2 separate regions of the Homo sapiens genome follow, and region 1 is linked to region 2. Evidence: chromatin contacts called from ENCODE Hi-C or POLR2A ChIA-PET data. All regions are on one chromosome and are shown on one strand. Each heading gives the region's core, a stretch centred on a gene start or an enhancer-like site at or near the end of the contact. The rest is flanking DNA. Distances are from core to core; before and after follow the strand shown.

Evidence for each region. Hi-C counts contacts between places; a loop is a spot of excess contacts on that map. ChIA-PET counts read pairs that join two places held with the same protein, here RNA polymerase II (POLR2A). Pooled maps may share reads with other maps.
Region 1: a loop to region 2 is called in a pooled map, with 4 times the contacts of the local background. The contact joins the promoter of DONSON here to the enhancer-like site in region 2. A Hi-C loop is called at or near these places in 7 of 50 pooled maps. POLR2A ChIA-PET finds 5 or more read pairs at or near these places in 2 of 52 experiments (CD8-positive, alpha-beta T cell and activated CD4-positive, alpha-beta memory T cell).

Annotation. Positions count from the first base shown.
Region 1 is chr21:33,587,360-33,592,671 of GRCh38, reverse strand. It overlaps DONSON (DNA replication fork stabilization factor DONSON), which reads left to right and starts at 3,988. Exons shown (of 10, transcript NM_017613.4): 1 at 3,988-4,351; 2 at 5,070-5,150. The coding sequence starts at 4,031. CRYZL1 (crystallin zeta like 1) reads left to right here. Exons shown (of 13, transcript NM_145858.3): 12 at 1,465-1,510; 13 at 2,751-3,331. The coding sequence ends at 2,850. RefSeq lists an enhancer at 3,800-4,299 and a silencer at 3,758-4,447.
Region 2 is chr21:33,380,469-33,385,769 of GRCh38, reverse strand. No RefSeq gene overlaps it. Among named protein-coding and RNA genes, the nearest start is that of IFNGR2, 20 kb to the left of the region's middle. RefSeq lists enhancers at 2,293-2,587, 2,405-2,764, 5,207-5,301, 4,529-5,301. Within about 2 kb of position 2,554, at least 37 of the 41 ENCODE cell types and tissues checked have a DNase peak (open chromatin) inside an H3K27ac peak, as active enhancers do; they include CD8-positive, alpha-beta T cell, where a contact is called at or near this core.

The DNA of each region.
Region 1 (5,312 bases), core at 2,739-5,238, 210 kb before region 2:
TAACAGAGACATCTCCTTCCAACTGTGTCATTCTGGGCCATAAATAATTCAGAAGTACGGGCAATTACATAGAATCTTGATCTTAGTATTATAATTTCAATTAAATTAGCAAGATAGATTTTTTCTTTGATTTTTACATCATTTTCTGATTCTCTTAGTGACATACGATCAGCCCCCTGTATCTGAGGGTTCCACATCCAGGGATTCAACCAATCAAGGATCAAAAATATTTGGAGGCTGGGGGCAGTGGCTCATGCCTGTAATCCCAGCACTTTGGGAGGCTGAGGCAGGAGGATGGCTTCATCTCAGGAGTTTGAGACCAGCCCGGGCAACATAGGGAGACCCTGTCTATACAAAAATAAAAATAAATTAACCTGGTGTGGCGGTGAATTGCTGTGGTCCCAGCTACTTGGGAGGCTGAGGATCACTAGAGCCTGAGAGGTTGAGGCTGCAGTGAGCCATGATCATGCCACTGCACTCTAGCCTGGGCCACAGAGGGGGCCCCTGTCTCAAAAAAAAAAAAAAAAAGCTCTGAAAAAGTAATAATACGACAATAAAAAAAACAAAAAAAATAGCATAACCACTATCTACATAGTATTTACATTGCATTAGGTATTATAAGTAATATAGAGATGACTTAATGTATAATGGAGATGTGCCTCGGTTATATGCAAATACTAGGCCATTTTTTTTTTCTTTCTTTTTTTTTTTCTTTTGAGACAGGGTATTGCTCTGTTGCCCTGGCTGGAGTGCAGTGCTCATTCCAGCTCACTGTAACCTCAAACCCATGTGCTCAAGGGATCCTCCTGCCTCAGCCTCCCCAGTAGCTGGGGCAACAGGCACATGCCACCATGCCTGGCTAATTTTTAATTTTTTTGTAGAGAGCCTTGTTTCCCAAGCTGCTGCACTATTTTCTATAAGGGACTTGAGTATCTGGAGATTTTGGTCTTCATGGGGGTCCTGGAACCAATCCCTCATGGATGCGTGAGGGATGACTGTATATCATACACACATAAAGTTTACTGGCTTCTGCAAACAAATTTTGAGCCCATTAACCAACCAGCCTGGTCAACGAATGTACATCTAAAGTAAGATATATACGTGCTAAAATTGTTTTTAACTAAAAATGCCATATGTAGTGTAGAAATGAAAACTAGACACTATTTCATTCGCATCCATTGAGATAATAGTGGTGAGCACTTAGGATAAGCACCAGGCTTGACTTGCTGCTCTTGTCACTTGTCCTTGGAAATTTAGGCTCTATTACACCACCAACTCTCAAATCATTTCCCTGTTGTAGAGCTAAACTTGACGTCCTACAGAATTTCTCTAACTTAACATGTTGAGTCTCTGAGAGTGCAAAACTTGAAACAAGAGAAAGTGGCCTGCCTGGCATCCTCTGCTTATTGAATGGTTTTATTTAATTCTCCTTTACATTGCCACCTTAACAATCCTTCCAGCTACGTATCTTAAAGGATGTGATGGAGAAGTTATCAACTGGTGTTTTCAGGTACGCTAAAGTAACCAAATCATTGTTCTTGTTTGTTTTTCTATTTTCAGGGAGCTAAGGCAGGCAGTCCCACTTTTGTTTTAGCTCTCGCCATGTACCTGTTGCCTCCATATTTTATTATTAGGTTGGTGCAAACATAATTGTGGTTTTTGCCATTGAAAGTAATGGCAAAAACTGCATTTACTTTTGCACTGATCTTATATTTCGTTTAAATAGCTGCTCTTTAATATTTATCAAAGTGTATCTGGTGGTACACCAGTAGGTACTCGCAGAGATAGAAGTGGCTTGTGAGTTTTCCTCACTCCATTATGTAGTGTACCTCACCCTTTGCTTTTCCTCATCACCCCTCCCAAAGCAACTTGAAGTAACCAATAGCTTGAAGGAGAGAAAACCATGGTATATTTGTTTAAAGTTGAATATGTTTATCAGTTATAAAAGAGGGAGTAGGCCAGGCGTGGTGGCTCACGCCTGTAATCCCAGCACTTTGGGAGGCTGAAGTGGGTGAATCACCTGAGATCAGGAGTTCGAGACCAGCCTGGCCAACATGGCAAAACACTGTCTCTACTAAAAAATAGAAAAATTCGCTGAGCGTGGTGGCGAACGCCCATAATCCCAGCTACTGGGAGGCTGGGGCAGGAGAATTGCTTGAACCTGGGAGGTGAAGGTTGCAGTGAGCCGAGATCACACCATTGCACTCCAGCCTGGGCAACAAGAGAAACTCCGTCTCAGAAAAAAAGAGGGAGTAAATAAAGTAGATAATTTTTTTCCTTCAAAACTTAACCACTTTTAACATTGGAAACACTAATGGACGAATTTGTTTGAATTACTTAAAGTAATAGATTTGAGGCCGGGTGCAGTGGCTCATGCCTGTAATCCCAGCACTTTGGGAGGCTAAGGTGGGTGGATCACTTGAGGCTAGGAGTTCAAGACCAGCCTGGCCAACATGGTGAAACCCATCTCTACTAAAAATACAAAAATTAGCCAGGCTTGATGGTGCATGCCTGTAATCCCAGCTACTCAGGAGGCTGAAGTATGAGAATTGCTTGAACCCGGGAGCCGGAGGTTGCAGTGAGCTGAGATCGTGCCACTGCACTCCAGCCTGGATGAGAGAGCCAGACTCTGTCTCAAAAAATTAATTAATACACTAATAGATTTGAGCACTAGCATTTGTCATATACCACCCTGTTTGTTCTACTTATCTTTAACTAGACCTGACATTTCTAATTTCATTCCTTCTCAGACCTCAGTTGGATGAACCCATTCCACTGTATGAGGCAAAAGTTTCCATGGAAGCTGTTCAGAAAAATCAAGGAAGAAAAAAGCAAGTTGTTCAATTTTAATTTTCTTCTTTCTCAGACCTCAGTCGGATGAACATATTCCAGTATTTGAAGCCAGAATTTTCTTTGGAAATTGTTGAGAAAAACCAAGGAAGATAAAACAAGTTGCATTTTTAAGCACGTTTCTCTGCTAAGACAAGATGCTCAGTTGACACATTTGAAAAGTGTTTGAAAAATTCTTGTGCAAATGATCAAGATAATTCTATAATTAACATCTTAAGGGAATTTTTCTAAAAACCTTTTCATTGTTTCTATATATTTTGCCCCTGCTATAAAATTCCTTCCATGAAGAAAACTGCTGCTTTCAGCAAAAGTCACACTACTCTTGATAAAAGCTGTTGCAGGCCTTTGCTAAGCTATCAAAGTAACGTATTAATTTTGTATCAACTCCGTTCTCAACACCTTCCTTAAGTCTTTGCTGTCATAATTTAAGCATTTGAGTATATTTTGAAGTCTTAAAAGACTTAGCCCATAGGCACTTAAATTTTGTGTTTTCAACTATTCATTCACTCCGGCTTTCCCCAGGATCAAAGAAGATCCCATTAACTTGCCAGTGGCAGCTGCCTGGAAGTCTGAGATGACCAGGCACTGGGAACGGGGAAGGGAGGGATGTCGGTAGGCTGCGCTGGCATAGGAAGCGTGCTGACGTCTTATCTGAGTTCTCTGGGGGTTGAGGAAGGTGGCCTAGTCCCCTCTCCTCGCCTCTTGAGAGCAGTAGCCACTGCCCTCTCTTAAGTTTATGGAAGCAGCAGCCCATCGCCGCAGCTCAAGTTTGTTTCCTTTTCATCCAGGCGCCAAACCCCGGGCTGATCACATCCCTGCTGCGGGCTTAAATAGAGTTAAGCTATTTCGGTGCCCCACAGGGTAGTGCACATCAGCGCCCTGGATCGCATACTTTCCAGAAGCGTCGCTGAACCTGGCGACTGGACTCTGGCCGAGGACCTGGCAGAAGCGCCAGGGCAGGGTCACCGCTGGGACAGTGGGCGTTGACGGCCACCCGGGATCGCCGCTGCGGGCTGCGTCTCGCGGGCTGCCCACTGCGCATGCTCCGCTCGGAACCGGCGGGGGCGGAGGCGGGGCCGCGTCGGGGGCGGGAGCTCGGCGAGGCGCCACGTCAGGGGCGGGCCCGGCGCGCGCGGGAAGTCTCTGTAGGGCGGCCGGCTACCCTCAGCCGCCGCGCGTCATGGCCCTTTCGGTGCCCGGCTACTCACCGGGCTTCCGAAAGCCGCCCGAGGTAGTGCGGCTCCGACGGAAAAGGGCCCGGAGCCGTGGAGCTGCCGCCTCCCCGCCCCGTGAGCTGACGGAGCCGGCGGCCCGCCGAGCCGCCCTGGTGGCGGGGCTGCCTCTTCGCCCTTTCCCTGCTGCGGGGGGCAGAGGCGGTGGCAGCGGCGGCGGCCCGGCCGCTGCTCGGAGGAACCCCTTCGCCCGCCTGGACAACCGACCGCGGGTCGCCGCGGAGCCCCCCGACGGGCCGGCCCGCGAGCAGCCGGAGGCCCCGGTCCCGGTGAGTGTCTTGTAGCCTGGCCGCCAAGGGGCTCTTGTCTTTCGTGGGTTGAGCCAGCTGTGAATGGGGGATGGAAAGTCCTCGCGTTCGAGGCAAGGAAATGGGCGCGAAGACTTCGGCCGCCCGTGGCCTTAGGGTACCCCGCCCTGGGAGCCGCGATTCTGGCAAGGCCGGGTTTGTGGGAAGAGCGCTCCCCTGGCTACCCCGCTGCGGGCTGTGCTCACGGGACGCGTTCCCGAGGAAAGTGAGGGGGCCCCAGAGGGCAGCGAGGAGCCCCTTGGAGAGGACTTAGAGGTGACTTGGAAAAGAGCTCGAAAAACCCTGAGAGCCCCCATCTTGCAAGGACGCTGTTCGATGGGGCAGGTGACAAGCCCTGCTTCCCCCGTGATTTAGGGCCTCCCTTCTCTCACGCACTCCAAATTATTCTGGAGATGGGGGAATGTCGAGGATTCGTGGGGTCAGAATTCACTAGCATCTGTCTTACCCAAAGCCTTTTGGATCTTTCGGTTTGAAACGCCGGTCCCTGTTCCCCTCAATTTTGATACTAAAGTTCAGACACAAAACTGAAGTGTTGAAACTCATAGATTGGATGGGGTGCCTCTGAATTTAGGTGTACTTGCGTTTATTGAGAAACATGTATGCCAGGTGAGGCTCTGTACATATTTAACGCAAACTTCAGCATCCTTTAAATTTTAAAGGAGAATATATTTAACCTCAGTTTTTAGATTCTAATCAAGAAAATGATTTGCTATGGGAAGAGAAGTTTCCTGAAAGAACAACTGTTACTGAATTACCTCAGGTAATACTTTTTAAATATCATTAGAATGTGTATTTGTATAAACTTTTTTTTCATAGGATTTGAGCCTATTTTTAAAAATACATTTATACTTCTCAGAAGCATTTTGCTTGGAAAGTAGTTTTACAGAGAGGCTTGATCATCTCAACCAGGGATGAAAATACC
Region 2 (5,301 bases), core at 1,305-3,804:
CCAGTTTGGGGTGCAGCAGCATGATCATAGCTCACTGCAACCTCAACTTCCTAGGGTCAAGCCATCCTCCCACCTCAGGCTCCCAAGTAGCTGAGACTACAGGTAGGGGTCACCATGCCCAGCTAATTAAAAATATATATAGAGAGAGACGAGGGTCTCACTAAGTTACCCTGGCCGGTCTTAAACTCCTGGGCTCAAGCCATCCTCCCGCCTCAGCCTCCCAAATGCTGGAATTACAGGCATGAGCTACCAGTCTGGCTGTTGCCCTTTTTTGAGTGGGTTATTGTCTCTTCTAAAAATTGATTCGTGTATACGTGCTCCCTCCCTGGGCACTTAATGCTGGTGACCAGTCCCTACTCCAGGCACTCCACAGGGCAGGACTCACCTTCCAGAAAGCAGTTCCACTAACCTGGGGAGAGCCCAGATGGCAAAGGAAGGCGTGATTGCAGCCTGGGATGGCTGGAAGCACTCTTAGCTAAACCGGGCTTGGACTGCCTGACGCCATCTTCAGAGAGGCTTGGGAAGCTGGGCTCAGCCACGAGGCTGGCTTGGAACTAACGGGAAAAGGGTGGACAGATGAGATTTATCTTCTCAATCATGCCGTTTGGCTAACCTACACTCAATCCAGTCTAGGCAGCTTCGCGATCGGCTTGTAACTTGTATCTAACCCATTTAGTGAGAATAACCAGCTGGTTCACGTAATGCTTGCTGCTATGCGGTTTATGTGAGAAGACACTTTTACCAGTGGTTAAAGTCCTTCGAATTCTTCACTCTTGACAGAGAAGACAAAGGACCTGTGGTTATTATGTTATAACCACACAGTATCAAAGGTTACTTAGCTAAGTGTGAAAGTAACAGTAAGCGCCGCGAACATCAAGGAAACTCAGGAAACTCTTCCTCGAAGCCTTTTGATGACATTCAGCGCTGCATAAAAATCACAGATTCCTCTCAGCTCATATGCACAGGATGCCCAGAAATAAGACTCTGTGGAATGGATTTTCTTGGTACATTCTAAGGTTCATAGAAGAATAATTAGAAGTTCTCGATCAGTTATTTAAAGGGAAGAGAGCCTTTTACTGAGGTCCAGGGTGGTCTAGGTGCACCCTGTTTCTTTCTGGAAACAAATACATAGAAACAGCTCAACTGACTTCTCATTAATAACTGTTTATAGAGAATTGATGAGGCAGCCGGGCACGGTGGCTCACACTTGAAATCCCAGCACTTTGGGAGGCCAAAGTGGGAGGATCACTTGAGATCAGGGGTTTGAGATCAGGCTGGACAATATGGTGAAACCCTGTCTCTACTAAAAATACAAAAATTAGCCAGGTGTGGTGGCGCATGCTTGTAGTCACAACTACTTGAGAGGCTGAGGCAGGAGAATCACTTGAACCCAGGAGGCGGAGGTTGCAGTGAGCCAAGATTGCACCATTGCACTCCAGCCTGGGTGACAAGAGTGAAACTAGGTCTCAAAAACAAACAAACAAACCAACCAACAAACAAAAAACCCAAAAAACAAAACTAGGATGATAGGCTGGGCGTGATGGCTCAAGCCTGTAATCCCAGCACTTTGAGAAGCCGAGGAAGGAGGATTGCTTGAGGCCAGGAGTTTGAGACCAGTCTGGGCAATGTAGTAAGACCTCCCTCTCTAAAAAAAAAAAAAAAAAAAAAAAAAAAAAAAAAAAAAAAATTTAGCCATGCATGGTGGTGCACACCTGCAGTCCCAGCTACTCAGAAGGCTGAAGCATGTGAATCGCTTGAGCCCAGGAGGTGGAGGTTGCAGTGAGCCGAGATCATGCCACTGCACTCCAGCCGGGGTGACAGAGCAAGACTCTGTCTCGAAGAAAAAGAAAAAAAAATTGATGCTGAGTAAAAAAAGCCAGTCGCAAAGGACTACATATTGTATGGTTCCATTACTATGAATTGTTCAGTAAAGGCAAATCCATAGAGACAAAAGGTACATTGGTGGTTGTCAGAGGCTGGGGGCGGGGGTGAGGGAGTAGGGTGTGGCTGCTTGATGGGGACACAGTTTCCTTTTGGGGAAGTGAAAATATTTTGGAACGAGATACAGGTGGTGCTTGCACAACAGTGTGAATGTACCAAATGCCTCTGAATCGTACACTTTAAAATGGTTAATTTATGTTATGTGAATTTTACCTCAATCACTGAAAGAAAAAAAAACGCCAAAATGACATCCGGCCCTGCCCCCTTGCTCAATTCCGTGTCCTTCCCTTCATGGATTTGTTACTCGCTTGTCTTGCAGGCGAGGACAAGTCACGACTGCTGTTCAGTTTGCTGATCTCTGAAATGGCAACCCTGATGCTTGTAGACGGGTTAACCCCCTAGCAGGACACAGTGAGGGTTGGTTTCCTGTGTCCTCCTCGCAGTCTGGGTCACGTGGCGCTTCCTGTGGCTCACTGCCTCTGACTTTTCAATCAACTTTGTGGCTAAAGCACCATGCACTGTGCTTTGCATGGTCCGGACTGTCTGGTTTGTCAGCGACTCAGGGGCTTTTCCAGATGCGGGACTTTCAGTGCTGAAACTGGGAAAGCCCAGGGTAAACCAGGATGAGTCAGCGGCCCTGCCTCGTGCTCTGGATAAGTAAGGTGTGCAGAGGTCAAGGCTACAGCTCTCTCCCCAGAGGGGATCTTCCCTCACTTTCAGCACAGTCAGAGGAGGGGGCTCCCGTGTGCCAGGGGAGGAGGCTGGATCTGAAGGTGGGTGGAGCCGGGACAGTACTAGATTAGGGGCTGCCAGCAGTTTCTCCTTTTGTTTCGTTTGCTAGTTTTTGAGACAGCATCTTGCTCTGTTATCCAGGCTGGAGTGCAGTGGCACCATCACCGCTCACTGCAGCCTCAACCTTCCAGGCTTAAGTGATCCTCCCACCTCAGCCTCCTGACTAGCTGAGACTACAGGCACGCACCACCATGCCCAGCTAATCTTTTTGTATTTTTTTGGAAAGATAGGTTTGCCCAGGGTGGTCTCAAACTCCTGGGCTCAAGCGATCCGCCTGCCTCAGCCTCCCATAGTGCTGGGAATACAGGCATGAGCCATCACAGCTCGGCCTGATTTCTCCTTTTGGAGTGAAAACTGGAATTTTCTTTGAGGTCCTTTTTGAAGTCAAGGGCTAACGTCATGAGTGGCCTGTTAGGTGACATAGATGACCAACAACCAGTGATGACCAACAACCAGTGATGACCAACAACCTGAAAATGATGCTGATGGTGGTGGTGGGAGCTTGGCAGGATGGTTTTGGCTGGATAAGGGCCTGGGCTTAGTAGCATTTGTGGGTGAAATTAGGGCATGCCTCAACTTGGGTTATGTAAAGGGATCAGCAAATCTACCGAGATGCCACGGAGACTCTGAGAAGAGCGACTGGGCCTCTCTGCTCTTTCCTTCTTCCCTTCTTTTCTTTTCCTTTCTTTTCTTTTCCTTTCTTCTTTTTCTGTTCTTTACTTTTCTTTTTCCTTCCTTCCTTCCTTCCTTCCTCCCTCCCTTTCTTCTTTTCTTTCTTTCTTTTTTTTTTTTGAGACAGGGTCTCTGCCGCCCAGGCAGGAGTGTAGTAGCACAATCTCGGCTCACTGCAACCTCCACCTCCCAGGTTCAAGCAATTCTCCTGCCTCAGCCTCCCGAGTAGCTGGGATTACAGGTGCCCGCCACCATGCTCGGCTAATTTTTTTGTATTTTTAGTAGAGACAGAGTTTCACCATGTTGGGCAGGCTGGTCTTGAACTCCTGACCTCAGGTGATCCACTCACCTCAGCCTCCCAAAGTGCTGGGATTACAGACATGAGCCACCACACCTGGCCTCTGCTCTTTCTTTGAAGTTCAATGTCACTGGAGGACATCTGATGGATTGAGGGGTGAGGAGAGCTTGGCTGAGGCTGATATAGGAAAGAACAGTAGGGGCCCAGGATCCCCCCAAGGCTGGATGTCTGGAGGGGTAGGACCAAGGGGAGCCTGAACAGTGGACCTGGAGCAGAAGTCACTTGGGAAGACCGTCATCTGGGGCAACCTGTGAGGGACATAGCCCTGCCAATGCGTGATGAGGTGCCTTCCAGAAAGTGGCTGCTTGTGATTCGAAAGTGGGCCCCTAGACTGGGAGTGGTGGCTCACGCCTGTAATCCCAGCACCCAGCAGTTTGGGAGGTCGAGGGCAGTGGATCACTTGAGCCCAGGAGTTTGAGACCAGCCTGGGCAATGTGGAAACCCCCATCTTTACAAAAAAAAAAAAGAAAAAAAAATTAGCTGGATGTGGTGGCTCATGCCTGTAGTCCCAGCTACTCAGGAGGCTAAAGTGGGAGGATTGCTTGAGCCCAGGAGGGTGAGGCTGCAGTGAGCTGTGATTGTGCCACTGCACTCCAGCCTGGGCGACAGAGTGAGACCATGTTAAAAAAAAAGACAAAAGAAAAAGAAAGTGGGCCCCTAAAACACTGCTCATAATCGCCCCCAAAAGTGTCAACAAGCCAAATGTCCATCAACTTATAACTAGATACATAGCATACGATGTATCCAAATGGTGGAAATTATTTGGCAATAAAGAAAAGAAGCACTGATACACGCTTCGACATGGACCAACCTCAAAAATGTGATGCTGAGTGAAAAAAGCCAGTCATAAAGGTCATGTATTGTATGATCCTCTTTATGTAAAATTTCCAAAATGGGTGCATTCATAGAGACAGAAAGTACATTAATGGATGCCAGGGGCTGGCAGGAGGGGAGACGAGGAGTGACTTTTAACGGGTACGGGACATCCAGCTCACAGATGCTCTGCATAATTAGAGGTCACACATTCCTCCAGCATCCTCCGGGGTCTTGCCATTTAATCTCTGTGGCCCCATCATCCATGGGTTTTGTTTATGCTTTAAGACCAGCTCTGTGTGGAGGAGTCTCTGAAGCATGGGGGCAAGGCAGGAAGAAATCGGGCCAACCCAGCCAGAGGGAGGACCAACCCCGAAGTGTCCCCTTTGACCAAATGTGGATTTCCGGGAGCACAGACCTGGCTGCTGCCCCAGGCGTTGGCTTCCTGTCTTGCCAAGCCTCTGCCATCCTGTTGTGTGAGTCAGAGCGAGTCACAGCGGAGGGCGTGGGAGGCCTGAAGATAGCCCAGCCAGTGTTCTCAGCTCGGCTGCATGTTAGAGACACCACGCATGTTTAAAGACTAGTGTGGTGGAGAGTAAAACTTTCTACTCTCTGAAGGTTTGATAATTGAGTCTATGAAGTAAACTGACAGTGGACAGATGACAGTCTCTCCACTAAAACCATTTTAATTATGTGTATACGCATGGAAGTCCCACCAAATCTGA